Regions from separate parts of the Homo sapiens genome. Here all the other regions are linked to region 4. A link is a loop called in an ENCODE intact Hi-C map of the cell type or tissue named here. Cell type or tissue: heart left ventricle. All regions are shown on one strand.

Region 1 (4,000 bases), 64 kb after region 4:
TTTGGGAGGCTGAGGCAGGTGGATCACGAGGTCAAGAGTTCGAGACCAGCCTGACCAACACAGTGAAACACCGTCTTTACTAAAAATACAAAACTTAGCCAGGCATGGTGGCGCGTGCCTGTAATCCCAGCTATTCAGGAGGTTGAGGCAGGAGAATCACTTGAACCCAGGAGGCGGAGGTTGCAGTGCTGAGAGCTGAGATCGTGCTATTGCACTCCAGCCTGGGAGACAGAGTGAGACTCCATCTCAAAAAAAAAAAAAAAGATGTGGCCTTTGGAAGGTGATTTAGGTCATAAAGATGGAGCCCTCATGAATAGGATTACTGCCCTTATAAAAACATACCCCAGAGAACCCTATGGCTCTCTCTGCCACATGAAAATACAGCAGTCAGCAGTCTACCACCCAGAAGAGAGCCCTCACCAGAACCCGATCATGTTGGCACCCTGATCTCAGACTTCCAGCCTCCAGAACTGTGACAAATAGATTTCTGTTGTTGATAAGCCACCTAGTCTACTTTGTTAGAGCGGCCTGAACTAAGACATCAACCATTCAGGTCTTTTTATACACCTAGTCATACTAGAATTCCCTCAGTATTTTTCACAGAAATGCAGGATTTTATGATTATTTATTCCTATTACAAACGTGGGCTTACCTTCCAGTGTGCCGCTTTCTGGAAGCTACTGTTATTTTGTGTACATCACCACTCCTCCTAGCTAGGTGTCAGCTGAAGAACTGGGAAGCATGTTTTCTACATGGTGTACAAGTTGCTGCTTTCAACCAATTTGATCACAGGACACTGTCTGTTTATCAAATTCTAAGACTGTCCCCACCCCTTGATATTCCTGGCTGCTTTCCCCTCTAGCTGTTCAATAGCCCTATATATGGTTGTCAGTATAGAAGTTAAAAATTTCAAAATGTTATTAGCTGCAGCAGCTGGGGATGCGGTGATGCTAGTAAATGGGAAAAGACTGAGGCAAGTGAGATTACATTACAGTATCTAGTCTTTTTATTTTAATGATTTTTTTTTTTTGCAGTCTTCCCTTAGGAGGGATGAATAAGAATTGGGTAAATCTCCACATTTTAGCAAGAGCTTTTAATCACTAAATGTTTTTTCCTAAAGGTAGCATTAACTGGCAGGTTTTAGGGATGGTGCCTGAACAAGCAGAGGCAGGGAGAGGAGCCACGTCGTGGTCTGGGTGCCTCTCTGATTAGACAGCTGACCAGTTTCAGGGGAGGAAGGGGTTTCTGCAATGGCACAAGCCCTGGAACATTTTCTGTCTGTGCTGCAAATGACAGTCTTTCCTACTCTGTGTACAGCAGAGAGGGTGAGGAAAAGGGTCAACAAAAAGAAAGAAAATGGAAACTCATTCTCATTGCTCACAGTATTTGGGCTCAATATATGCTCAGGAATCTCTCCTTTTTGTGACAGCCTCCCCCACAAAACACACAGATCCTCCCACCCCATAATGTGCAAATGCATACACTGCCACCCCATCAGGCAGTTACTTTAAAAATTATATGGCAGACATTAGACAGGAAAAAAAAAAAGAAAAGAAAAAGCTTTTCCTTATCCTAGATTTCAGAGAGCTTCATCTGAACCCAGAGGTTTATGCCTGGCCCTGGCATCTTAGCTGGCTCAGCATGTCCACAGGCTGACCTCTGAAACTATTTCCAGTGTCCTAGAGGAACTCAGAATGGCTCTCATGCATCAGTCCAGCTGCTCCGGTACTACAGCCAAACAGGGTTCCAACTAACATGTGCTGTTAGCTTTTCTGACGTCAATCCTAAGCAAAGTATCCCAATTTTTCTTTGGACTCAATTTTAACTCAGTTACTCATAAGACTGTCATTCTCTTATTTGGCACCCATTTACATTTCCTGCCTGCATCACCCCAGACTTAAAAGATCACTGCTTTAGAAGACAGTTCATTTCTCATCACTGAAAGGTTCAAACACACAGAGCAACCGCTCTTTGAGGAATAATTCACCCAGTGGTCCTTAGCCTTCAGTGAGATTCCAGGTAACCCAGATAGCCTAAAATGCCCCCCACATTGTTTTTGCCGGCGACAGAGGGACCCAATGGTTTACATTTTTAATGAGCACCCCAAGAGTTTCTGATGCAGGTGGTACGGTGAGGGGTAAAACCAAGACAGCAAGTCTTTGAAATTCAGAGACCCAGTGCCCCTGCTAAGCTGGAAGGGCTACTCCACGGGATTCCACAGCTAATCGGAATCTTCTGGGCACTCTAGCTCTGGGTCCGTGTCACTCCCAAAGCAGCCCCATCTTGTCCCTTGCTCCACACAGAGTCCACCTTTCAACTCTTCCAAATGACACTTGACTTGTCACTCCCCAGCAGGAAAAGGCGTCTCCTGGTTCTAAAACTGCCTGCTCTCTGCCCGCACCCTTCAGATCCTCTTTTGTGTCAGCTGAGCCAAGCAATTTCCGGTTCCCTGAACTGACACTTCTAACCAACCCTCCCTGCGATGCGAGAGGTTTTCATGGCTCCTCTAATTGACATGTAGGGAGTTCCTAGGTTAACAGGTCTACAAACTTTATTGGGATAAACAAATTGCTGGGATGAATCCCCCTGGGGGGAGGCCTTCCACAGCATACACCCACACAGTGACAGGCCAGATCTTTCTGTTCCTATTCAGGCATAGAGTAATTTCCACATGTGCTCATCTCACAAACTGTCTCCATCCTTACTTTAGTTGACGTGATTGTTTGTGGCAAAAATTTCAGAAAACAGCTGTCCTGGTCAACCCAACGACCTCATTTTAATCAGAAAGGGTGGAGCACCTCTAGGCGCATCCCTGACACAGAGCACTGTCACACACTGACAATTCTTGCTGAGATAATGACCGATAAGTATACCTAACTTCACACCCTGGATGTGTTCTGGAAAAATTTGATATGAGCAAATCCATGTTTTAAATGTGATGAGGAAACACAATTTTTAAAGAAAGCCTGAGAAAAATACCAGAAAATGCTGTGCCCTGCAAAATATGCATGAAATACATAAATGCTATTGTTACAAAGAGAGGTTCCAGTGCTCAAAGATATTAAACAATCTAGCTGGTAATGATAAACATACCTAAACAAAAGCTTAAAAAACAACTCAGCAGGATGGGCGTGGTGGCTCATGCCTGTAATGCCAGCACTTCGGGAGGCCAAGGCAGGTGGATCACCTGAGGTCAGGAGTTCAAAACCAGCCTAGCCAACATGGCAAAACCCCATCTCTACTAAAAATACAAAAATTAGCCAGGCGGGGTGGCGCACACCTGTAGTCCCAGCTACTCAGGAGGCTGAGGCAGGAGAATCGCTTGAACCCAGGAGGTGGAGGTTGCAGTGAGCCAAGTTTGCACCACTGCATTCCAGCCTAGGCAACAGAGCAAGACTCTTGTCTCAAAAAAAAAAAAAAAAAAAAAAAAAAAAAAGGCAAAAAACCCTCAGTAATTAACCAACAATCACATAATGAGGAATCCTTTTATAATGAAAATTACTAGTTTTTTTTTTTTTTCAATCAATCCATCTAAGATGTGTCCCCTGTATTCTGGTGGGGAGGGGAGGAGAGGAAAATTTTACCAAAAACCTGAAGGTTGAGAAAAACTAAAGAGAGGCCCCTCTAATAAAACATATGTACATCTTTAAATTCTTACATAAGACTCAAGAAACTTAAGTTTTAATGCTACTTCATATTCTTACAGAATTGCAGCTCTGTAATAGCTTTCAAAACAATCTTACAAATGGGCAAGAATATTACAAGAACTCACTCCCATTCCCTAGAGGTAACCTGATACCTTAATGGGTAGTGGTGCAACCCATCCCTTTCTCAAGACAACAGGCATTATTGCTTTTCCACTCCACCCACTTACACACCCCAAGTGAGATGTGGTGGATGAAACCCATCACATCAGAATTGTTCTAATGTAATAAAGAGCAGGAACTTTAGGAAAAAAAAGAGATCATCTGCCTGGAAGAGGTAGACCTTGAATTTCAAC
Region 2 (4,000 bases), 83 kb after region 4:
GCCCTGTGAAAAGAAGAGCATCTTATCAGCGTGCTCCAGACCAGCAGGCTACCCCCCTTCACACACAAAACCTCCAGCCCCTCACAGCCAAAGGCCTCGCCCTCAGAGCCTTTTCCCCATTTCAGAGCTAACACCCCGCCGGGTTTTGACAACAAATAAATGAATACACAAGGCCCTAACATAATTAGCCATCTTTTCAGGTAGAGTGAGGTGGGTGGGGGAGGAGGGGTTGCAAGGGGAATGTTTATTGTAAATTGGCTGCATTTATGAAGTTGATGTAAGTGTACTGGATCCGAGAGCATTTCTTTTAAATGAAGCCACATGAAATGACTTCGAGATGCCTGCTTCTGAATCTTGACTATCTTAGCATATCCTTCAGCCGAGTCATAAATGCAGATTTTATTTATTTAATTAATTAAAGGAAAGAACTTCTTAACCCAGGTAAAAGTTCCATGGACTTCCACATCAAGGGCACACAGACCACGGTGTGTGTTTACTGCCTCTTTAAAGAAAAGTTAACATAGAAAAGAACCAAAGACCAGAAGGCAGAAAACATTTCTTTTCGACACTGCCAAAATACTTGCAAATACACTTACGCTAGGACATACACACAAAAAAGAATGACTCTGACGACAACAAGACCTAAACATAATCAATAATCCTGTAAATACCTAAAGGGAAGCCACCAAGCATCACTGCCATCGGTCGTGATCTTAAGAGAGCCACGGTCTGCATGGAAGGCTACAGTTCGCTTGCATCCTTTTTGGGATAATAACTTAATTGATTTGTCTCAGTGGCTAAGGATGCAGACAAGAGATTTATTATGGAGGAAAAATATCTGCAATCCTGTTTTTGTTTTCTCAACAAGCATCTTGCCACTGACCTCTAAATCAATTTAACCTTTTCTAAACAGACTTGCACATTTTTTAGATAATTTAAAGCTACGTTTTGTTATTGCTGCTGCTGAAAGGCTCTGTGAGATGTATCACAACATGGCTTCAGTAACCTTCTTTTAAAAACAAAGATGAAAAACAAAAGGCCTCAACTATAAGCTCCCAGCTCCATTCCTTTTCCCAGCAGGGGATTGTGATCTAACCACTGAAGTGGCTTTCGAGTTCAATCTGTTAAAAAATGTATGAAACGGTATTAAAATAGGAAAGAGCATGTGTATGACTCAGGCATATCCAAGTATCTTCTGCAACTAGGATGTCACAGGATTTCCCTGTGCTACTGAAAACCTTGAGAAAGTGACAGTAGAAGTTCCTGTTTCTTTCTCTTTTTTTTTCTTTAAATGAGGGGGGCGCGCGCGAACACACAGACACACACAGAGACACAGACACACACACACAGACACACGTCTTCCGGGTTTCCTACGAATCAGACAGGTTCTCTGAGGTTCCTAGCGAAGACTGCACACCAGCGTGACGACTTATTACCGCACTCCGCTACACACAAAGGTTTTGGGAAAAACCCAAACTTGTTGCAGAGCTGGGTGAAGCCCCCGGCCCGGCGCGCTTCTGCCCTCGCCGGCTCTCCGCTCCTGCCCCTGCCCCTTCCTCCACTTCCCACCCTGCCCGGCCCGGGCGGCGGCGGCGAGGGCATCTCCCCTGCTCAGGTCGCCGGCCGAGCAGTCCCCGCGGCCGCCTTCCTGGGAAACAAGGTCACCGCCCAGCCGGTCCCTCCGAGGAGGCGCGGAGCCCCTGAGCGCGGCCCCCTTTGTAACGCGGGGCTCGCCGACCTCGGCGCGGCATCCCGGCCGCCGCCTCACCTGCTTGCGATAGGGCGTCCGGCAGTTGCTGCTGCCCCCGGGGTTGCCACTGCTGCTGGGGAAGATCATCGCTGCGGGCGGCGGCGGCGGGTGCGGGCGCGGGCGCGGGCGCGGGGCAGCCTCGCCGCGAGGGGGAGGGCGCAAGGAGGTGGCCGGCCGGGCCCGGGGCCGCGGCAGCTCTGGGAACTCCCTCTCGCCGCGCGGCGGCGGCCGGCGGGGGCTGCAGCTCCGCGCTGACTTCCCCTCCGCCTTCGACCTCCGCACTCGCCTAAAAGTACGGCGCGGCAGCGGGCGAGACTCGAGCAGCTCGGGCAGCCGCCGCCCTGCGTGCCATGGACGGGAGTTCGCGCGCGGAGCTGGCGGCGTCGCCGACTCTCCCGGCGGCAGCGGAGGAGCAGCGCCGCCGCGTCCCCACCTACCGCGGCCTCAACCACCGCCCTGAGAGCGCGCCGGCCGGGGGCGGGGAGGCGGCAGCGCACCGCCTCGCGCCGCGCCCAGGCCCACCCGCGCCTCCCCGCCCGCCCGCTGGGCGCGGCGCCTGCCGCCCCATCGCCCGCCCGGCCCCCGCGCTCTCCCTCCCGGGATCGGGGCCGGAGCCGGGGCCGGGCGGCCCGGGGAGCAGCCGGCGCCCCCGCTCTGGTGCAATGGTTGGGTCTGGCTCCCCGCATGCCGCACATTCCTCGGAGTAGCCAACCCCCCTCCTCTGTTCTTTTTCCCCCTCGGTTCTTTCCTAAGCACCAGCGGCAGCTTTGCACCCCGGCTCGAAGCCCCTTTTAAGGTCGTCGCTTCGGGGACCACTCTGGCACCTCGGTCTTCCCTCTCTTCTTCACCTTTCGAACTAGGCCCCCCGCGCCACTCTTCAAGAAAAGGTGTGGACAATCACCCCTACTTCAACGAACACACGACCCTCCCGTCAAACCTCTGCAAATCTCCATCCCCCGATTCACACGCTAAAATTTTAGCAGAGGAAACAGCTCTCCACTCCCCAGCCCCTCACCCAAATACGATCGGTAAAGTTTTGTTTTATCCCTAAGCCAGAGTTTACCAGCTTTCCTTCAAGATGATAATATCAAGGAGCGAAAATCATTTAAGGCCACCGGTTTGGTAAACCTTTCTCCCTAAAACCTGGAACAGTGTAATCCTTCCTTATGTTAATTATTAGATGCGACACAAATGTGTTTTCTTAGGACACAGAAACTCGGCAAAAAAGAGACAAAGGGAGGAGGGACTTCCCTTTGTTTCCCGATGTAAATGACCTACGGCTGCTCAAGCCGTCCCTTTTCTCGACCACCTTTCCGTGGACGTATGAAGCCCCGAACCTGTGCAGTGCAGAAGGCCTCCACAGCAGCCCGGACTGACAGAGCCTGCGGTCTCTGGATAAGCCACTGGGACGGGCTTGCCATCCTTCACATTGGCCTGTTCCACGGTGACTTTTACAGAATACTATCGCTGCAGTAAATACTACAGAGTTCTTCCTTGGTTTCTGGTCTCTTAATACCTTCCTGGAAAGGCTCATCTGCCATGATAATGAAAAATCCTAACTTGTCTAAAAAGTGAAGGCGTATGCCTTCTGGCTTCCCTAAGGAAAACAGTGTCCCCTATGGAAATGAAGTCTTCTGGCAAAGCTGTGGCCATTCAAAGGCTTTTCTAGCAGCAAGGAACTGGAAAAAATATTCATCCTAGATATCCTGCTGGTGACTTAGTGAACCTCTTCCATACTCAGGCTCTTCCAACATTCTCCAGCCAGATAACTGGAAAGCCTCACCTATTATAAATAACCGTATAAAACACACATGTAATTCCTGATTCTTTTCATTAAAAAAAAAAAAAAGCAAAGTAACTTATTCTGGGCACAGTGCTAGGTGCACAATGGACGAGTAAGAACTTGCCAGACAAAATTTACGTAAAAATCTGTCCTTTAAAGTGATTAAGTATCAAACACAGTATAATGAGCATTCATTGAAAATTGGTGTATCTGGTGGAACTATTTTCTGCTACTCCATGCATAAGACAACTGTTTTGACTTCCCTTTTGCTGTCTCCTCTCACTAGGACCCTTTACTGCAAGTTATCAAGCACAAGTATAAAATAGAAAACATTCATCAGAATGTTCAAGTCATAGGTGCCTTTCTCTGAGAACTTACTGCTCAACACCCCAGCAGCTCAGACCTGTCGTCTGTGCATCTATGGAAAAAATTCCCTGTACAACCTCAGTTGTCAAGAGTGGTCTCTT
Region 3 (4,000 bases), 670 kb after region 4:
CTAATGCTATTAAACTCTAGGCTCCCGTTGCTGAAATTAGGTTTCATGGATACTAAGCAACCTCAGCAACAGAATTCTCAAGCTAAGTAATTAAACAAATAGACATTTATGGAGCATCCTGGGTGTTTATGAGGCACTGAAAACATTCATTCCTCACAACTCTTTTTAGTCCTTTACAGTGGAAAGTAGCATTATCTCCATTCAGGTTTCTAATAACAATAACAATAATAGTTAACATTTACTGAGCACTTACCATAGGCAGGTACTAGTCCAAGTACTTCCTATATAACAGCTCAAGTAATTCTTATTAACATCTCTATAATTCTTTTCTTTTTTTTTTTTTAGATGGAGTTTCACTCTTGTCACCCAGGCTGGAGTGTAATGGCGCAATCTCAGCTCACTGCAACATCTGCCTCCCGGGTTCAAGTGATTCTCCTGCCTCAGCCTCCCGAGTAGCTGGGATTACAGGTGCGCACCACCACGCCCAGCAAATTTTTGTATTTTTAGTAGAGATGGGGTTTCTCTATAGGCTTGTCTTGAACTCCTGACCTCAGGTGATCCACCCGCCTTGGCCTCCCAAAGTGCTGGGATTACAGGCATGAGCCACTGTGCCTGGCCAACATCTCCATAATTCTTATGATACCTCTATAATTCTTCCCATATTTCTATAATCTATAAAGTGGATTCTACTATTACTCCCATTTCACAGATGAGGAAACTAAGATTTCCATTAAGTTTCCTTCTCTCATCTCTGTATCATTAATAATAACAGCTAACCTTCATTGAATGCATTATGTGCCAGGCAGTATTTCAAGCACTCATTTTACAGAGGAGAAACCTAAAGCACAGAGACGTTAAGTAACTTATCCAATGTCATCCAGGTAGCAGGAGACAGAGCTAGGATTCAAACCCTAGTCTGGTTAGAGAGTCCACACCCAGCCATGCCTACTACTGCCGCAAGTTCTAGCCTCTACCTTACTGGACTGCTAATTCTGTAGGCCTAAGTTTCTGGGGATTCCTACCTCCAGTCTAATAGATTTCTTTCTTCATTTTTTTATTATTATACTTTAAGTTTTAGGGTACATGCGTACAATGTGCAGGTTAGTTACACATGTATACATGTGCCATGCTGGTGTGCTGCACCCATTAACTCGTCATTTAGCATTAGTTATATCTTTCTTCATTTTGAAGCTCCATTTGCATCAAGGGCTTTTGGGCATGGCTCCTAAGTTTCTACATGCATCTCCATGGCCACCTTATGCTGCACACATGCCCTGGGTGACAGTGTGTCAGGCCAACCTTAGCTCTGTTCCAGTTCCCAGACTACACAAGGTCACACCAGTCGCTCAGGGACGTTAGGGCTCTCAGAGGCCTTTAATGATCATAGATACGATAGCACCCGACAGCTCTGCTGCTCAAAGGAGAACTGGGCAGGATCACATTTCAAATATTGCCTCTGTGTAATGTTCTGAGACCATTCAGAGCCCGGTTAAGAAAACACAGCGACGACTCTCCTCAGAGCTGGGGCTGTTGATTTTGTTAGGTGAGATCACTTGAGGAATATAAAATGCAAGAGAAAGAGTAGCAAAGAGGAAAAACAATAGATGAAAATATAGGGTCAAGCAAAAGTCACCAAGCAGGGGAGGAATTGCCAGACCACATCGTTCCGCTCAGCTTAAACCTAGGGTTTAAGAGCTAAAGGAATTAATCAATTTCTACTTGTTTCAATTTCCTTCCCAATTGTAAAATGTTTACCTGCACGGTGGCTTTTAATTCAGAGAGAAAGAGAGAGAGCGAGCGAGCGAGAAAGAGAAAGAGAGTGAGCAAGACAGAGAGAGAGAGTGTGTGTGTGTATGTGTGTGTGTGTATAACAAAAGTTAAACTATGACTCTGTTTTAAAAGACAGTAGCCCATATTCTCCTGCTCAGCACACACACATAAAGGTTTTGTGATCAAAGCACACAACATTTGTATGTCTAACCATTGATTTATGCTGGGCTTTTAATATTATGCAAGACTTTTTCCTTCCTTTACTCACCACCGAGTGACTGTGCTGATTCAACATTTTATAGATGCATCAATTTTCCTTTAGAAGCTGTGCCGAGAACGTGTGACTCCCTGGGCCAGTTTCTCATTGAAATCAGATGACGCAGGAAGTATCATCCACATTTCAGTGATAGGCTGCCCCCTAGTGACAATTTTCAGCTACACAGTCAACCTACAAATTTACTGCTGCAAATACCGCAGAGGTTTCTTGACACAAAGGAGAAACATCCTCCGTTGCAGAGGATGTAAAATAATAGTGTAATTTAATCCCCAGCCTATTTTCTATACATTTCAGTGTTATTAAAGTTTTCTGCGATAACTCAATATATCTCTGTTTTCAAAATACAGTCATATGCTGCATAGTGACGTTTCAGTCAACGACGGATCACATATATTTAATACAAAGATGGTCTCATACAATTACAATGGAGCTGAAAAATTCCTATCATCTAGTGGCATTGTAGCCATCATAACTTCATAGCACAATGCACTATTCACGTATTTGTGGTGGTGCTGGTGTAAACAAACCTACTTTGCCGCCAGTCATATAAAAGTGCACATATAATTATACAAACATGATACTTGATACAACTATATCATTGGTTTATGTATTTGATATACTATACTCTATCATTATTTTTTAACTTTTTAAAATTTTTATTATTTTTATTAGAGACAGGGTCTTGCTTTGTCACCTAGGCTGGAGCGCAGTGGCATAATCATAGCTCACTGCAACCTCGAAATCCTAGGCTCAAACTATACACCTGCCTCAGCCTCCCAAGTAGCTAAGACTACAGGCACACCACCATGACTGGCTTTTTTTGTGTGTGTAGAGACAAGTCTTGCTATGTTGCCCAGGCTGGTCTTGAACTTCTGGGCTCAAGGGATCCTCTCTCCTCTGTTTCCCAAAATGCTGGGATTACCGGTGTGAGTCACCATTTATCAATATAATAGAGTGTTCTCCTTCTACTCATAAAACAAGTTAACTGTAAAATAACCTTCTAGTCCTTTCAGGAGGGATTCCAGAAAAAGGCATTTTATCATAGGAGATGCTTGTTATTGCCCCTGAAGACCTTCCAATGGGCCAAGATATGGAGGTGGAAGACAGTGATATTGATGATCCTGACCTTGTATAGCCCTAGACTAATGTGTGTTTATGTCTTAGTTTTTAACACAAAAGTTTAAAAAGTAAAAAATAAAATATTCTTAAAATAGAAAAAAAGTTTAGAAAGATATAAAGAAAGGAATTTTTGCCTATAATCCCAGCACTTTGGGAGGCTGAGGCAGGCAGATAACGAGGTCAGGAGATCGAGACCATCCTGGCTAACATGGTAAAACCCTGTCTGTACTAAAAATACAAAAAAAAAAAAAATTAGCTGGGTGTTGTGGCGGGCACCTGTAGTCACAGCTACTTGGGAAGCCAAGACAGCAGAATGGCATGAACCCGGGAGGCAGAGCTTGCAGTGAGCCGAGATTGCACCACTGCACTCCAGTCTGGGAGACAGAGCGAGACTCCATCTTAAAAAAAAAAAAAAAAAAAAAAAGAGAGAGAAAGGAATTTTTATATAGCTGTAGAATGTGCTTGTGTTTCAAGCTAAGCATTATTACAAAAAAGTCAAAAAGTTTAAAAAATTAAACAGTTTATAAAGGAAAAGAGTTATAGTAAGCTAAGGTTAATTTATTATTGAAAAAAGAAAACTATTTTGTTATAAATCTAGTATCCCTACATATACTATTCAGCACACATAAAGTCTACAGTAGTAGACAGTAATGTCCTAGGCCTTCACATTCACTCGCCACTCACTCACTACTCACTCACCCAGAGCAACTTCCAGTCCTGCAAGCTTCATTTATGGTACATGCCTTATACAGGTATACCACTTTTTATCTTTTACACCATATTTTTACTGTACATTTTCTAGGTTTAGGTATGTTTAGACACACAAACACTTAA
Region 4 (4,000 bases):
ATCAGTTTTACTTTCTATTGTGGTTTTCCTTGCAAGTTGTGGAGTAAGACTGAAAGACTGTGATTTCACAGAACATCAGAAACGGATTCCACTCTGTCTGTGGGGCAGCTGCATACTGGCCTTCTGCAAACAAGTGGCACAGGAAGCTGCTTATTTGGATTTACCTAAGGTGCTGAAGGGCTTCCCTTTCCTAAAATATTCTTCTTTTGGGCTGTCCACTCAATTATACCACTTCCAGCACAAGAGGCTCCCATTAAAATACAGACCCCAGAACTAGAAGATGCAACCCTTGAAATCCGTCAGGCCCTAGCTAAGTTAGCTCCTCAGTGGGCAACTTGGATATCTTATTGTGGCAATGCAGTATAGAACCAGTAGTTTTTGATGTCATGACAAAAGAGCCAGGAAAGGTCCAGATCTAGAATATGAGGAGGAGCCATATATCAAATGGCACCTCAGGGACTGGGATAAGGAGTGGGAGGGTTCACAGTAGTCATCATCTCTCTCTACTCATTTTACTTGCAGTAAGATTTAAAGTGAGGGGTGAGGGGGAGCTGTTATAGACAGTTAACATTTAATCTAATTCTGTTGTCAATCACCAATGCCTGTAAGAGTAACAGACATCTGGGTACAAATTCATAAAGCAACCAGATCTTCACCTCCCCTTGCTCCTATCTGTAGCTTAATTTTTTTTTTTTTTTTAAATCATCAGCCAGGCACGGTGGCTCACGCCTGTAATCCCAGCACTTTGGGAGGCTGAGGTGTGCAGACTGCTTGAGCTTAGAAGATCGAGACCAGCCTGGGCAATGTGGCAAAACACCCTCTCGACAAACAATACAAAAATTAGCTGGACGTGGTGGTGCACGCCTGTAGTCCCAGCTACTTAGGAAGCTGAGGTGGGAGGATCACTTGGGCCTGGGAGGCAGAGGTTGCAATGAGCCAGGACTGCGTCACTGCACTCCAGCCTGGGTGACAGAGTGAGACCCCCTGTTTAAAAAAAAAATCACTGTTACGGAATAGGGACATATGATGTACTAGGAGAAACAGGTCTCCTGACTGGCGGAATTCACACTCTAAGGACACTAAGAAAGTGCACGACCAAACAGCATGATGTAGAATTTCATGAAAGAAAAAAAAAAAAAAAAAAACTGTGACTATGAAGATTCTTTGGATTTCATCTGGCTTCAAAGTAACTGGGTTAGACCACAGCCCCAGCTACCCAGATTATAATATTCTTTGCTAGAGTAGATAATCCACTCCAGAGCAAGCTCTGACAGTAAAAAGATGAAGAGTAATTAAGAGACATGACTATATAATAATATGAATTTCAAAGGGAGAGGATAACAGGTAAAAGCTCATGTTCAAACCTCTTGGCCCAAGTGAGCTTGGCTAATAAAACCTTTTACTTAGAATTTACTAAAACTTCTTTAGTTTACACCACAGTTTTACTCATTTCTTTCTTTCCATTTAGATCTCCTCTTTCATCTGCTACAATATAAAATGTAGGTATATCTCAGTTTGCACTTAGTATATAAAGCTTAATTTTCTCCTCTGCCTCTATCACTTAGTTACTCCTAAATTCTACCTTTTTGGTAATTTATATTACAAAAGAAACACAAGCTTATTGTACACTTAGAAGACAAAGAAAAGTAGGTTGAAAAATTAAAATCACCTGAAGTCCTGGATATGATTATTGGTGCATATCATTATAGACTTTATCCACTGGCACGTACAAATGTATAAACGTATGTGTGTGCGTGCAAGCATGCGTGCGCGTGCACACACACACACACACAATTTTCCTGTGTGCTAGGGAACGTGCAGCTTTTGAAGAGTCCAGGTTATAAGCCAAAGCTCTGGAGAGTGGCGTCCACTCCAACCACCACCAACAGATGGCGACAATGGTTGTTAAGTTATTTTAATATTGGTCATTTCAGTTGTAAATTCATTTAAGGCACATGGGGTCATTTGCAGTGCTTGTGCTAGTTTTAGAATATTTTATGAATATTATTAAACCTGAAAACACAATGGGTGTGTTTAAAACAACAGTAAAAAAAAAAGTGATATGTATAAACAAAAAAGATACTTTAACTTTGAGAAAGGGCAGAATGTTGCTCATGCATATAGAATGATAGTTTTCATAATAGCTGCTCCTGAAGGACAAACAGGGATTCACACATCCCGTAAAAGACGCTGTGCCTATGTATATGACCATAATTAGCAAGTAGGAGGGACAGGGGATTGAAATGAGAAAAAGAAGAGAAAAATAAAACATCAACATCAGAAAACTTATGACCTCGTGAGTTAATTCAGGGGAATAATAAAAGTAATTACTTACAGGTATACAGCTCCTACTCTATGCCAGGCACTATTCTAAGCGAGATGTGTGTGTGTGTGTGTATATATATATATATATATATATATACACACACACACACACACACACACACACACATATATATGCGCCAATTATTTTAATCTTCTTAATCTTTTGGGGAGGTGGAGTATTACTCCTACTTTGTAGATGTGAAACTCAGGAGCAGAGTCAGTAAGGGACGTATTCAAGGTTACACAACTAAGTAGCAAAGATGGGAGGTAGAATGTTTGCTTTGGAGTTTAAAGGCCAAGCATGTTGACAGCTATGGAAACTTGGGTCACCAACCACAGACTGTGCCACAGATTGAAAGTAATTCCCAGTTTGACTCTGCACACAGCTCCAAAAGAGTAAGGAGATGAGGGGTGGACTCCGTAATTGCTAAGGTCCTTAAGACAGATGCTGATGACATTCAGGAAGAAGTTACCTGACTAAAGACCTTCTGGATACATGACATTGGTCTATCTTGGAATAACATGCCCAGTAGAGCATATACCTCAGTGAGGGGGTCGGCAGGACTGGCTTTAAAGCTTAAAAGGAATAACTAAGGTATCTATTTGAGGGAAATGAATTTGAGGACTACAAATCTATTTGAGGAAACCCCCTCTTGTTATTTTGGAGTTGCTGGGAAAAAAGAAAAAATACAATACACGTCCTCACACATGTACACACAGATGAATGCAGTTTTCTAACTCACTTTTTTGGCTGCTTTGTTTTTTCAATGGCCTCCCAGACAAAGGGGATTTCCTAAAACTTGCTTTAGCTCTTTCAACAGTGGTTGGATAGGGGAAGGAACACAAAGTATACATTACGTCTGTTTAGCAAATAAAGTTTTTTGGAGAATGAGGCCTAAAAATAGTAGAAAGGGTCATTACCCATGTTATTCTGAATTCTCACTACCTGGAATAATTCAGCTGGTTATATTTCCTTTATTTACTTGGCATGTAAAGTGGTATTTGGAGATGAGATAGAAGATGTAAAAATTTATTAGGCAATCAAAATCAAGTAAATTTTATATGACATTTACCTCTTTTGCCCTGATGATTTTCAATGTTTCTACTTCCAAGACACAAAAATTAAGGGTATAGAAAGATATTCCCCATTTCATTTGGTTGTTCTGGCCTAACTCTTACATTAGATAGCTGCCCCTTCCACTTGTGTTATATGGCTGAGTGTACCTTTATGAATAAAAGATTCCTGGTGTATGTAGCTGGAATTGAAGCCAGGGTTTAAAGGAGAATGCTTGGCAAGAAAAGCTACTGCAGACCTAAAGGTCAGAAACAACTGAAAACCAGGCGCTGAAGGTGAAGGGATTACGGGAAAGATAAGTACAGTCAAGAAAGGAGAGATCAAACCAAGAAATCAACTCAAAAATATTTATAGCATGTTTACAGTATGCCCTTTCAAGGCCTGTGAAAAATACAGCAGATGCCACACCTACCATTAAGGAGGACAGTCCTTTGGGGTATGTAAAAAACTTTTAATACTAAAAAATAACTAAAAATATGAGACCCTGTATGATGTATGCTAAATAAAGGAGGCATAAACATAGAGGGAAGGTCAAGTTGAGTAAGAAAAACTGGAGAAAACAAAAATCTAGGTGGGCTCTGTAGGACAATAAAGAATCTA
Region 5 (4,000 bases), 100 kb after region 4:
ATGACAAAATAATGATCCATAAAGAAAACAGAAGATTCAGTGGACACTTTTCCATCTAAGGGATGATTCCATTAAGGTTTTAGCAATATCCAAGTTACGTTAATACAACATTTTCCTTCTTTAAAATAAAGAAGTATAATATTTAGGAAAGTAGAGGTCAATAATAACTATCTAAGAGATATTTTTTAAATCCATCATAGCTAAAACTGTACCTCCCATATATATACCTACAACTAATTTTATGAGGCCAGGAACAAAATTCTATTTAAATTGAGCTCACTGCAATAAATAAATGAGTGAATAGGTAAAGAGAACTGAGTCAAAAATAAATTTTACCTGAAAATCAAGAATGACACAATTAAAAAAATTGTTAAAGCCTAAATATATAAACATATATGTTTATCTGTATCTATATTTATGTCTATCTGATGGTATATATTAATACATAGAGATTTCATATAGATCCAATTCCACAAGGGAATTACATTTTTAAAATATCAAAGACTAAAATTCTTGAAAACTAAGACGGTTATCTGTATGAATAAGGAACACTTTTAGAATATTAATTCTTCAGTTAAAAACACTGACACTGATTAATGGTTTCTGTTGGGTATTATTTACAAGAAATCATCTCAGCAGGGTGCCTGTGTCCAGTTTCATAATCACATAGTACACTCACCCTACAGGATTATGTTCTAGGCAAGTTCGAATGTTAAGTTGAATTTCATTCTCTTCAGGAAGTGACTTTTACTCAAGATTGAATACAGCTGTTAGCACAGATCACTGTTCCAAAAACATTTCTATGAGAGCTGGAAGAAAACACCATTTTAAGAAATGCAAATTCACTTTCATTATTTCAAATCTGTGCAAGCAAAGCTGGAAGGGAATCTCTGGTCTCTGTTTGTTAGTTAAATTAGGTTATTATAAATATTTAAGAGAAAACATGCAGGATGGCTACGAGATGGCTATAAGACTTTCCATGTACTTCTGGAGCCTACATATTTTAATCACCAGTTTGTTTATAACAAATACAGTGGCTTGGTTTTTGTTTCAAAAATCAAAGTTATACTCAATTTCTCCTTAAATTTCACTCTCTAATACAACTTGGTTTTCTCTCTTTATATTCACAGAAATGTAGCCTGGCAAAAAACGTGGGGTGGCCTCAGCAGAGGAAATGCTGCCAGCTGAAAACACCGGATGTAATCGAGACCACAAGAGACACAGACTTAGTTATAAATGTCGAACTAAAAAGAGGTATTGGAAAGAAACAAAGTCTAACTTTTTATTGGCTGGATTAATTATTGTAGTGAAATCTTGCTATTTCATAGTTTAGTCCCAAACAAAACAGCATGTCGGGGAATTATTTTTATAATCCTAGGTTCCACTTTCTAGAGCTTTAAAAGAAGAAGAAGAAGAAGAAAAAAACTCTATGGATTCTTACCATCCCTGGCCATTTTCCTACTACTGTGGGTAGGAGAACAGAGGTTTTGGGTGTCAACCTACGAGACAGTACAGGATAGGTTGGATCGGCTTCCACAAATAGCTGGGAAAAGAGCATTTTTAAAGAATGTCTTTTAGCATCACAGAAATGTCCTTTTACTATATAAAGAACCAGAATAAATCTGTCTATAGATGGACCCGTAACAGACTAAGTTAATTAGTATTATTAATTCTCTTTGGCAATGGGGTGGGGATAAGAAAACTTAATTTACAAAGTCTGTAATAGCTGTTTTTCTATTCCCGCCCTTTGACATTGTGCTTCCTTTTGTATGGCGTAATGGTGATAACCATGTTCCTTCCCTATTGGCTATGAAAATCCAAATTTGAATTCAAGACAAGCATAACACTTTGGGATCCCTATGATCCTCCTAGTTTGGCTATTAGTGCTTTCCAAGCTGCACTTTTCAACAGTTATCTATTGCTTTCTATGTAAAGATTGTTTCAATTAAATACATTTGTCTGTTCAAAAAATAATTCTTCAGGCAAAAATTTAAAATTTAATTTACTTTTTAGCCAGGGAAAATGATATTTTAATTGTCAAAATATAATAGTTTTTATTTAAGACCCTGACTAAAGGGAGCAGTTAGCAGTTTTTGCACTTTAAAGTTAACAGGAAGTCTCCTTTCTTCCTTTTTTTTCATATAATATGATCAATGTTTCTTGGAAAGGTTAACATTTCTCATAAGAGATTAAAGGACCCACCATAACTCACACAGGAGAAAGTGGGCATCTTCTGATGGTAAGAACAGGTCATTTTTGAAACTATGTTGTTATACATGTCAGCCATCTTATTAAGTAAGCTCTTGGAAAAAATAAAAGAAAATCTTTTGCCACTAGAGGGAGTTCAAAATTCCCTTTGTATCAGTAAACACGTAAAGTGCATTTAACCTCTGAAACAATAAAAACTATGATTGTAGTACACTTTTTAAAAAATTAAACAATAAGACTAAATCAAGAATTAGGTTTTTGGGGAATATATCTTTTCCTTCAGTTAGAATAGCTATGGTGAATATATGCCATGGTTATTATGTACAGCACACATATGTTAAAGGTAACTTAATAATTTTAATATCTGGAAGCAGTACAATGAATAAGCATTCTTATTCATTGGGATTGTAATCTTTTACTCTTTCAAGCTGTATTTAATAATAACTGTGGTAGACATTTCCAGAAATACCTGCCCACAATCCCTCCCACTCTGCATGTGCTTTCCCAATGTGATTCTCTCCTCCAAAGTCCAGGACTGGAACCTGTTTCACCTCTCCTTGCCTAAGGGATGGCCCTGTGTGACAGTAGAATGCAGAAGTATGGCTGAGTGACTTTCAGATCTGGGCCTGAAGAGGCTTTCAGCCAATCACCCTGTAAAGAAATCTGGGCTAGTCTGCCTTCCAGTTAGAATCCACATGGAAAGAGAGGCTGTACAGAATGAGAAGCTACACAGAGGAGAATGGAGGCACTCCAGTCAACAGCCAGACAACTGTGAGGCATGTCAATGAGGCCATCTTGGACATTCAATCCCCAGCTGAGCTCCCAACTGCATGCAGCTGCCTGAGTGACCCAGCCAAAGTCAAATGGAGCAGAAGAGCCACCCAGCTGATCCCAGCCAACCCAGGAAAATGCAAAATTTTAAGTCATTTTTAAGTTTTAAGTCATTTTTAAGTCATTTTAAGTTTTAAGTTGGAGGTAATTTGTTACTCCATAATAGATAATTGAAACAATAATACTAGTAAATATGTTTGTATCATGGTCTATATTTTTTAAAAGCCCTTTTACATCCACTATTTCCTATAGCCATACCATGCAGTGGGAAACTAGATCAAAGGTTAAATATCCTGGCCAAGATCTTGGAGTGCTTAAAAACAAATACAAAGTTTAAGAGAGAGATGTTTCTCTTAAGTAAATGCTATATATCCCTATTTTTCTACTTTTTATCTTATGTAGTAGTGATTAACAAATAATCAAGTATTGGTTAACAACTACTTTCTCCCGTGCTTCTTTTCCATAAGAACTAGTTAATCTAAACAATTGTATTCATTTATTTTTCTATTAGTCCTACCAGTTCAAAAAGTAAAAATAGTATTTTGGGACCTGTGCCTCTTTATTTATGCACACCTCTAGCTGTGTTTTGATGTTTGAGAAATGTTAATTATTTGAAAGTTCTACACACAAAGCACTGACAGCTTCAAGTGGTAAGCTGAATTTTTAAATGTGAAATGACCCTTAATTCTTTCCTTGCTTATTCTCATTGTAGACAAGTTTTACAACTCTCCTATCTGCTTGACTTTCAGTTGCATGAAATAATGATGGGGCGCTTAGCACCAGGTCCTTTGCATTTTGGTTCCCCATCCCCCTTTCCCTCCTCCAGGGTTACCTGTGATATTGTATATGACTGATATGGACATGACGGTCCCAGCAAGAGAAAGACACTGGATTTTTCCCACTGATAGCTAAGTGTTCTTGCGGGGAGTTGTGTGTGGCAGGAGGAATGGTCTCAGAATCC
Region 6 (4,000 bases), 590 kb after region 4:
AACCAACATAGATTATAAGATCCAGAGATTGTTGAGCAACACAGTTCCCTTTTTGCTTCACCTAGCCATGGATGAATATCCATCTTCCAATTTGTTGTTGTTGTTTTCAGGGTTTACATGTTTCTGATAACAGGTGCTCGTCGTCATGTGCTTTTATCATTATGCATTCCCGTGATGCTCACATTTTCTTTCAGATAATTATAGCAATCAGCAATTAATTTTTTTCTTTCCAAGAGAGACTATGAAATAAACCTTAAAACCTATTAACACCAATACTTTATTTTATCCTATGGATTGTTTGCATAATCCACTAAACTAATCCACTAATCCACTAAACTAAGTCAAATCTCTTCAAATAACTTGTCTCTAGCCATCTTATTAGAAGCAAGAATAAATTTAGTTAGACAGCTTCTGGGTGGAAGAAAGGATGGGGAAAGTAGAGGTGTTTACCTAAAGTGAAACAGGATAAAGAAGGTTTAGGAGGAGGTGGGAGAAAGAGAATGAGAATCAAAGAAGAGGTAATAGTATATCAGTCTTTGGAGACAGGAAGATGAAAGAGGGAGGCAGAGGGTTGGGAGGCAGACCAGGGACAAGGACAGGGAACACTGAGAATATGACCCTATTGTGATTGGGGAGGGTTTTAGGATTGGCTGACACTGGTGTTCCAAATAGAATGAGCCATAGGTCACTTCAAAGCTGCATCAGCAAATGTCCCTCTTCACCCACCTCCATGTTGATGCAAGATACAACTCCAACTGAGGGAGAATATATAAACCAACTTCTTTGGATTTCAAACAAGATGTCCCTTTGCTGTCTGATATTGAAAGTATATACATCTGGTTTCAATATAAAACATATCTGCACCCTACACACTTGTCAGAGAGCTTAACCTGGCCCACTGTGTACAATTTTATTGTATTTCATTTCAAGGTAATTTCAGGAATAAGTAGGATATAAATTACCATAAATAACACAAACTTAAAACACAGATCCTCCCTCCTGCTTTAGGATTGGTGCACTATTAGATAACCCTGGATCAAATAGAAAATATTCCTTGTACTTTCTTTGCTCTGCTTAAGAAGGCAAAAAACTGTTGTATATTTTAGATTTTAATCCAGACACTTCACTTAAAATATAAAAGTATTGGCATGAAAAAGTGTCAGCTCTGGAAAACGTGTCTATGTGGGACACCTCATTCCCCAGCAATGTTAGCTAAATGATGTGCCGCTATAAGAAGCAATGATGCATGACATCAAAGAGAGTTGGACCCACCACATTTCATCACACTTTCTCTGGCATTCCAGAAGACCTCCTTGTTCTGCCTTCTTTACCACTGCTGCAAGAACTGAATCAAATATCCGGACCTTCCCCTGACAACTGAATTGATAACATTTTGATTTTTGAATTTCCATTAGAAATAATGCATGGCTACATGGCAAGAGAAAAGAAAGCAATAATGTGAAAAGCTTAGATACACCATGACATTATCATTTTATATAAATGTACTTACATTTTAAAATAGATAGTAATGAGTCATTAGAGGAAAGATATTGTATCTTTGTATTACAGTGCTACTGAGCTTAATGCTGAATGTCTCTTCAGCAGCCATAGATAGAAAGGGAGAGGGTAGGGTTGCTCCTCACTGACCTCTCAGGCATTATTCAGGACTATAGCCACATCATGCAAATATTTAATCAGTTCCTGAAAATTGTCAGCAAGAGGCAGTTAGAGAGAGGCAGCATTCTTCATTTATTACTGGCACTGCTGTAATAGTACTGAAGAAAGATAGAGGGGCACTCTAATCCCCTGTCCCTCAGCTAGACAACTGAAAATTCTTACTCTATCAGCAAAATGTGTCTATCAAAATCAAGACATAAGGTCTCGAAGACCATTTCATTTGAGAAAACATGAAATGGGACTAAATGGTGGGCACACGGTCTTGAAATAAAAGGTTACTTTTGATCCAGGGAGGGAGAAAAGATTGACCTCAAATGATCCTATGTCCAGGGAAGCCAATTTTAAACCCTGCAGTATTTATATTATAACTTCCAAAAAAATTTTAATCTGAATTTCTGCAAAATTAACATTAATGGAATACTGAATTTGTATGAGAATGAAACTAATCTCAAAGAAAATTATGTTTAAAAACCATTTTGAGAGAGAAATTATCATGTTTTGCTCTACAGGGAAAGGATTCGTGTTGACAAGTCAAACAAAAAGGAGGATGGGAACCAGTTGTCCAGGGAGTAGCAGGGCCAGGGCCTCTGAGCCCGCTGGCCGGCAGAGCAGGCAGTGCCCCCTGCAGGCCTGACTTCCTAAGAGTAGCTCATCAGAAATTAAGGACCTCACATAACTAATTGGGAAGCCAGCCAGCCCGGATTAGTCCACATCTAAGCATAGGCATCCCATCCAAGGTAGACTTCTGGAAGAGGCTCCAGAAAGGGCCAAAGATGGCTTACAAAGAGATTTTGCTGCCCACCTGGTTGTAAATGTCTTTTTGTTTTTTTTGTGGTGTTGACATAGCAAGGCTCCCAAACAGTACCCTCACAATGGTTTTTCCATACTGTCCAGGACACCTCCTTCAGACAAACATGGAAAACATGAGAGTATTCCAAATAATTACAGAGGCTCCATCCTCAGGGCCCCTCCCCATCATGGGCATCTTGCAGGTGTGGGCAACAGCACTGGATAACCCCTGTCAGGGAATGGAGGAGGAAGGCAGGGCTGTGCAAAAATGGAGTTTTGCAACCCAGAGATCCCTGTTGATTATAGATCCATAAACTCAGACAAGTCACTTAAGAATAAAGTCAGTGCCAGTTGATGACTGCTGCCCCAGAATAATTGTAAATAGTGCTTCCTTACTCTAAAATATCCCAGTTTGGGTTCTGTATTAATACATGGGTACTCTATGACAAACATCATTTACAAAAAAGTAATCTTCTGATTTTTTTTAATGTCTGTTTGTAGAAACACAATATAGATAGCCATAATATAGGCTCTGTTCAGTAAAGAATCAGTTCTGATAAATTGGCAATGAGAGATAGAGTATTATGAGAGGCAATGAGAGGCAGAGTATATGTTGACTCTTTAAAAATTGCTATCTTGATTTCTTCATTTTTGTGTGGGCAGTGGTGATGGCAGCAGGATGGGTGGTATGTGTGCGTGTGGAGGAAATTGTTAATACCTCTTAAAAGGCCTTTAGAAGGTCTTCTAAGTAAAGACGTCATACAATGTAGTATTATTATAACTTGTTGGAATTGATTTAAAAGGCTTAACAAGCAATAATATAGAGTCATTTGAAAAGTCTATGAGCAGAAGAACGACCAGGGACATGGGTGGAGTGGGTAAATTTCTGAATGGCAGTCAGATCACCTCTTCTGTCTAGGAAGAACATAGAACTGATCTGTGTGGGACAAAAAGCACTTGCATAATGAAGCCAAAACCCAATAGGAAAATCAGGACACCACAAGGAGCTCAAAGTTTTGTTTTGCTTTTGTTCTTTAATCAAGGGAGTGGCAGCTAGTTTGATGGAAGCATTTTTGTGTTAGAACATTGTGGCAAGGGAGAGAAACCTTAATTTCTGTAATTCTTTACCAAGAACTCCTTGCTTTGTCTTTAAAAGTGGGTTAAGCTAATTGTCTTGCCAGGGATTATTGGAGAGAGTCAATGGTGGGTGTGTTAAGAGCCTGGAAGCAAAATGTGAGTACTGTCCCCGGAAGGAGAGAGGTGGGATAACCACTGGGCTGCTTCAGGGTCTTGCTGCAATCTCTTTAACATCCACAGGTCATTCCGAAAATCAGAGTCAGCATGCAGCATGGAAACCACTTCACAACACTTGTTTTATTTCCCCTTTTTTTGGTCCATTGCTGAAAAATGCATGAAAATCTTGTAAACTATAATGTAAGAGGGCCCCAAATCATGGTGATTTTGTACCTCTTAATTCAAGAGGTAAGAGTGAGCCCAACAAGGGCAGCTCGAGAGTGGAAGGCGGGAGGCCCCA
Region 7 (4,000 bases), 90 kb after region 4:
CATAGAGCGCCCAAATTGCTTGCTGTACACTAATAATGCAAGACATTAAGTGATAAGTGCCAGGCAAGTGTTCTAGACAATCGTGTGCTATGGGAGTCCACAGCAGGGAGAGATCAATATTGGATATAACATGGGCGTGGGAAGCTCAACTGTATAAATGTTTTGTTAGAAGGATACTCAGAAAGAAGCATTGTGCAGATGATCAGAAAAACAGAACTACAGATAGAAGGCTAGCATGAGGGACAATGCAGACTTGGGGTAATCACTGCTGAAATCATTGCTAATTGATGAACTTCCTAAAAGGGGAAGGTGAGGCGTCCTAGAGGACCCAACACCCTAATACACATATTACCGAGCCCCACATAAAAGAGTAAGCTTTGAATGAAATTACTACAAAGAAAGTATGGTGGCGAAGCTAAGCTTTGAAAGAAGGAAAAAAAATGGGGGCAGAGAAGATGTCCAAGAGATAAGAATAGAACACCTCTATCAAGAAAAGAACTGACCTACAGCAGGTTCTATCCCTCTATTGCTGTTGAACCATTTCAGGCACCCATTTTTATTTGGGTGAAATTGAAAGGTGAAAGGAATTAAGAGGAAAAATTCATTCAACACTATATCAGACTGCAACCTTTAATGCATAAAATATAGCCACACTGTATAGGTTAGTATATGCAGTTCACACCAAAAAAAACCTATTTACTTTTGAGAGTCTATGTATAAGAGCTCACAAAGCCTCTGGCTCCCAGCAAAACAGGAGAAAAAAAAAGAAGAAAAAATAGGGGGTCAGCAGATTCTTTCTGTTCTTTCCTCGTACAAAATAGAGTTGATAAAGTACCCTATTTCTAAAGTAGCAGCAACATTTTCTATTATTTACTATTTTGCTTTTTAAAAAATCTGCAATTCTTATTCCAAACGTAAAGGCTCCCTAGACATGTATAAAAGTACATGCGTATAAAACTGAAACCACTGTAATAAAATAAAACTATAGCTATAATCCTAGAAGGTATAGAGAACAATACAAACACAGCCATATTCTGATGAGTCCTACCAGAAGCCATAGTCTGATTATTCTGTCCTGGTTAACAAAACAGAATAAATGAGTTTTGTCCCACTGCTGCTTCTCTGCATGTAGTATTAAATAATAATAGCTGTCATTTATTGAGTAACTAACTATATTCCAGGCACTTTCTAAGCACATTACACACACATACCCCAGGACAGAAGAATGACTATCCCATTTTACCAAAGAGAAAACTGAGTAACTTGCCCAAGGTCACAAATCCAATACATAGTAGAGTTGGGGTTTGATCTTGGGTCTCTTTGACTCCAAAGTCCCCTGTCTCCAATAATATTAATAATGGTTATTACTACTATTAGCTATGGATCAAGTCCAAGCCCCATAGAGAAAAACTTACATGGTATTAAGAGCCAAAGCTTGGGCATCAGAACACCTGACCCTGAATCCTGGCTTCACCATTTACCATCTGTGTCACATTGGGCAAGGCACTTATCCCTTCTAGAAGCCCCCATTTGCTCAGTTGTAAAAGCATGTGGATTTACATTGAATTTCCATTCCACTGAATATAAATGCAAACTTTCCAATATTCGAATATATCGTGAATAGTACAGGTATATATATTCAGCCCCAACCTAGCATCTAAATCTCACTTCACTGATGGTTGCTAAGGTATAACTTCTCTCTTTAAACCAGTTTTTTTGTTTTTTTGTTTTTTTTTCTGGAATCATTGGTGGGACAGAGTTAGGAGAGAAGCAGAAAAATTTATCTTCTGGGATATTGTAGGATGGCTGAGATGGTGGTTAGGTGAAAGTTATTTCCAGAATCCTGAACTGGAACCAAGTTTTATTTTCCCTCAAAAAAGGGTGAGAGACCATATTAGATATTAGCTAAGTTATGAGATTCATAGATGCTTATTTTAGGTCAACTAAAATCCTAATCACCATTTACAACATCTCTCTATGAAGAAACATCCTCCAAATTTGAAACAAATAACTTATAAACATTTTGTGATCTAATCTGTTCATAAATTAGTTATTGCTCTGCTCTGGCATAATAGTTAATAAAAATTCAAAGCTGACAGCAATTTTTGGCATAAGGGTTATCTATAAGTTTCTGTCCCTAAGTTTTTCTATTAAAAAAATCGTTGAGTTAGCTAGCCCAACTAACCTGGGAGGCTGAGGCTGCAGTGAGCCGAGATTGCACCACTGCACTCCAGCCTGGGCAACAGAGCAAGACCCTGTCTCAAAAAAAAAAAAAAAATCTATAAAAACAGGTACATGGAGTCATATCCTTTTCAAAAATACAACATCTGAATAAAATGCCATTTAAATTAAAATTCAAGATTTTGCTTTGGCTTAAACAACAGTGAATTTGTAGCTATAGATCAAATTCCACAGCAAAATAAGTAAACTATTTGGGATACCAAGACAAAGAGAAGGTCCATTTTTCATATATTGTGAATTGCTGTTTTCCTAAATTGACTGGACGATGTCTCAATCTTCTATACTCTGATTGTGCAAATCTAGTATGGAGCTGTTATTCTCCATGCCTATTGTAAGCCTATAAAAATGTAAGTGCTTATTTTCAGAATATTTCAAGTTAATTCAATGAATTTTCCATGAATTATAGTAAAACTCATAAATTGTGATGGAAAGATATTACTAGGTAATCTCTGAAATTACAGTAGTAGAGCTGGAGTTTGATCTTGGGTCTCTCTGACTCCAAAGAGATGGAAGTAACATAATTACCTATGTATGTGAGCAAACTGTGGGTAAAAGACAAGAGCTGAGGTGAGGAAGGAAGGAATGGGTGTGCTGGGAAAATTTCTGATCACATCCACTCTTGCTACTAGGACCTGGGAAGAGACAGAAAGTACTTAGGAAATTTAAAAAAAAAATTGTGGAAAACTGGAGCCAAAAATCTTTATATCGTGGGAAACAAAATTAATTCAAACCTGGAATGACCATGTCCTTTACATGAGTAAAAAGCTAACTTTAACAGCAAACTGTACCCGGGAAAAACAAAACCCTCATGTAAGCTAACAATTGCAAAAGGTTATTTAATAAGAATTTCCTAATTATCTGTAGGGAGAGGGTGCATAACCAATGTCTATCCAAAACCTAAGATGGATAGCACAAGTAAGGTTTTAAAGCATTCAATACACAGAAGGAAAGAAACAGTAAGTTTCCTTTCTCTTCAGTTGCTAAAATTACCATTAAATTAGGTCTATTTCATTTAAAGAGGAGGATGCTAGAATAATTAATGATGTCCTTTATGTAAATGAGAATACTGAAAAGCCTTTCATTCTCCCCTGAATTATAAAGGTTCAAATAAGAAGATATGGAATTACAAATGAATTTCTATTCAGTTGAATATGTATGAAGGTAAAGTTTCCAACATCAGGATACATAGTTAAGAGTACTGAAATAGGATATTTAAGGAGTTTATAAAAATTCCCCACCCTGAGTATCTTTAAGAATGACTAGTTCTGGGTTATCTAGTATGTTTAACACATGGGGTGAACTGATGACAGACCTGTGGCAAATTGATACTCCCCAAGTGAAGAGAAGGCAAATGAGGAAATTCCGATGTTGCCATGACAATGTGACTGATCATGACATCAGTGATTCCTAATTCCAAACTGTAAAAAACACTCCCAGAACGCTGACAACATATTAGATACTCCCAGAACCACCCTTCCTTCACCTCCCAATCTAATGTTTGATCTAGTGGCAAATACAATGTTTCAAACAAGTCATTATTATTAAGTGTTAAAATTCAGTTAGACTCTTTTAAACTGGAGAAAGTGCCAGAAGGAAGAAGTAGATAACTTCTGAAGACATTTACATTTTTGGGGGCTATTTACATTTTTCACATGTAAGACATAATGAATTTATAAAAATGTTACAATTTATAAAATGCTTTATTATGCATTATCTCATTAAAGTCTAGGGGAAGGAGGCAGGACAGGTATTCTTACCA

The links. Peaks named below come from ENCODE experiments on the same cell type or tissue, not always from the same donor. Only the 100,000 strongest peaks of a DNase experiment are listed, where the experiment ranks them.
Region 1: a loop joins it to region 4, with 2.5 times the contacts of the local background. A loop is called at or near these places in 12 of 110 quality-filtered maps.
Region 2: it touches region 4 in a loop (3-fold over the local background); 47 of 110 quality-filtered maps call a loop at or near these places.
Region 3: a loop joins it to region 4, with 3 times the contacts of the local background. A loop is called at or near these places in 36 of 110 quality-filtered maps.
Region 5: it touches region 4 in a loop (2.6-fold over the local background); 12 of 110 quality-filtered maps call a loop at or near these places.
Region 6: it touches region 4 in a loop (2.0-fold over the local background); 27 of 110 quality-filtered maps call a loop at or near these places.
Region 7: it touches region 4 in a loop (2.1-fold over the local background); 49 of 110 quality-filtered maps call a loop at or near these places.

What each region holds. Positions count from the first base shown.
Region 1 is chr2:160,386,293-160,390,292 of GRCh38, forward strand. The region is part of intron 1 of RBMS1 (RNA binding motif single stranded interacting protein 1); the gene reads right to left. Among named protein-coding and RNA genes, the nearest start is that of MIR4785, 20 kb to the right of the region's middle. In heart left ventricle, no CTCF peak of the experiment used is centred here; DNase peaks (open chromatin) are centred at 1,679 and 2,399; H3K4me3 peaks cover 530 bases; H3K27ac peaks cover 3,342 bases.
Region 2 is chr2:160,405,696-160,409,695 of GRCh38, forward strand. All of the region lies in intron 1 of RBMS1 (RNA binding motif single stranded interacting protein 1), which reads right to left. It overlaps MIR4785 (microRNA 4785), which reads right to left and starts at 2,187; the gene lies at 2,115-2,187. RefSeq lists silencers at 1,535-1,624, 1,875-2,024. In heart left ventricle, a CTCF peak has its summit at 2,023; DNase peaks (open chromatin) are centred at 1,396 and 2,076; H3K4me3 peaks cover 3,412 bases; H3K27ac peaks cover 3,142 bases.
Region 3 is chr2:160,992,406-160,996,405 of GRCh38, forward strand. No RefSeq gene overlaps it. Among named protein-coding and RNA genes, the nearest start is that of TANK-AS1, 170 kb to the right of the region's middle. In heart left ventricle, CTCF peaks have their summits at 2,196 (motif pointing left) and 2,395; no DNase peak of the experiment used is centred here.
Region 4 is chr2:160,322,487-160,326,486 of GRCh38, forward strand. The region is part of intron 2 of RBMS1 (RNA binding motif single stranded interacting protein 1); the gene reads right to left. Among named protein-coding and RNA genes, the nearest start is that of LINC02478, 53 kb to the left of the region's middle. In heart left ventricle, a CTCF peak has its summit at 1,876 (motif pointing right); a DNase peak (open chromatin) is centred at 1,865; H3K27ac peaks cover 378 bases.
Region 5 is chr2:160,427,104-160,431,103 of GRCh38, forward strand. All of the region lies in intron 1 of RBMS1 (RNA binding motif single stranded interacting protein 1), which reads right to left. Among named protein-coding and RNA genes, the nearest start is that of MIR4785, 21 kb to the left of the region's middle. In heart left ventricle, a CTCF peak has its summit at 2,335 (motif pointing right); no DNase peak of the experiment used is centred here; H3K4me3 peaks cover 918 bases; H3K27ac peaks cover 2,340 bases.
Region 6 is chr2:160,916,800-160,920,799 of GRCh38, forward strand. No RefSeq gene overlaps it. Among named protein-coding and RNA genes, the nearest start is that of TANK-AS1, 240 kb to the right of the region's middle. In heart left ventricle, CTCF peaks have their summits at 2,285 (motif pointing left) and 2,487; a DNase peak (open chromatin) is centred at 2,282; H3K27ac peaks cover 852 bases.
Region 7 is chr2:160,412,585-160,416,584 of GRCh38, forward strand. The region is part of intron 1 of RBMS1 (RNA binding motif single stranded interacting protein 1); the gene reads right to left. Among named protein-coding and RNA genes, the nearest start is that of MIR4785, 6.7 kb to the left of the region's middle. In heart left ventricle, no CTCF peak of the experiment used is centred here; no DNase peak of the experiment used is centred here.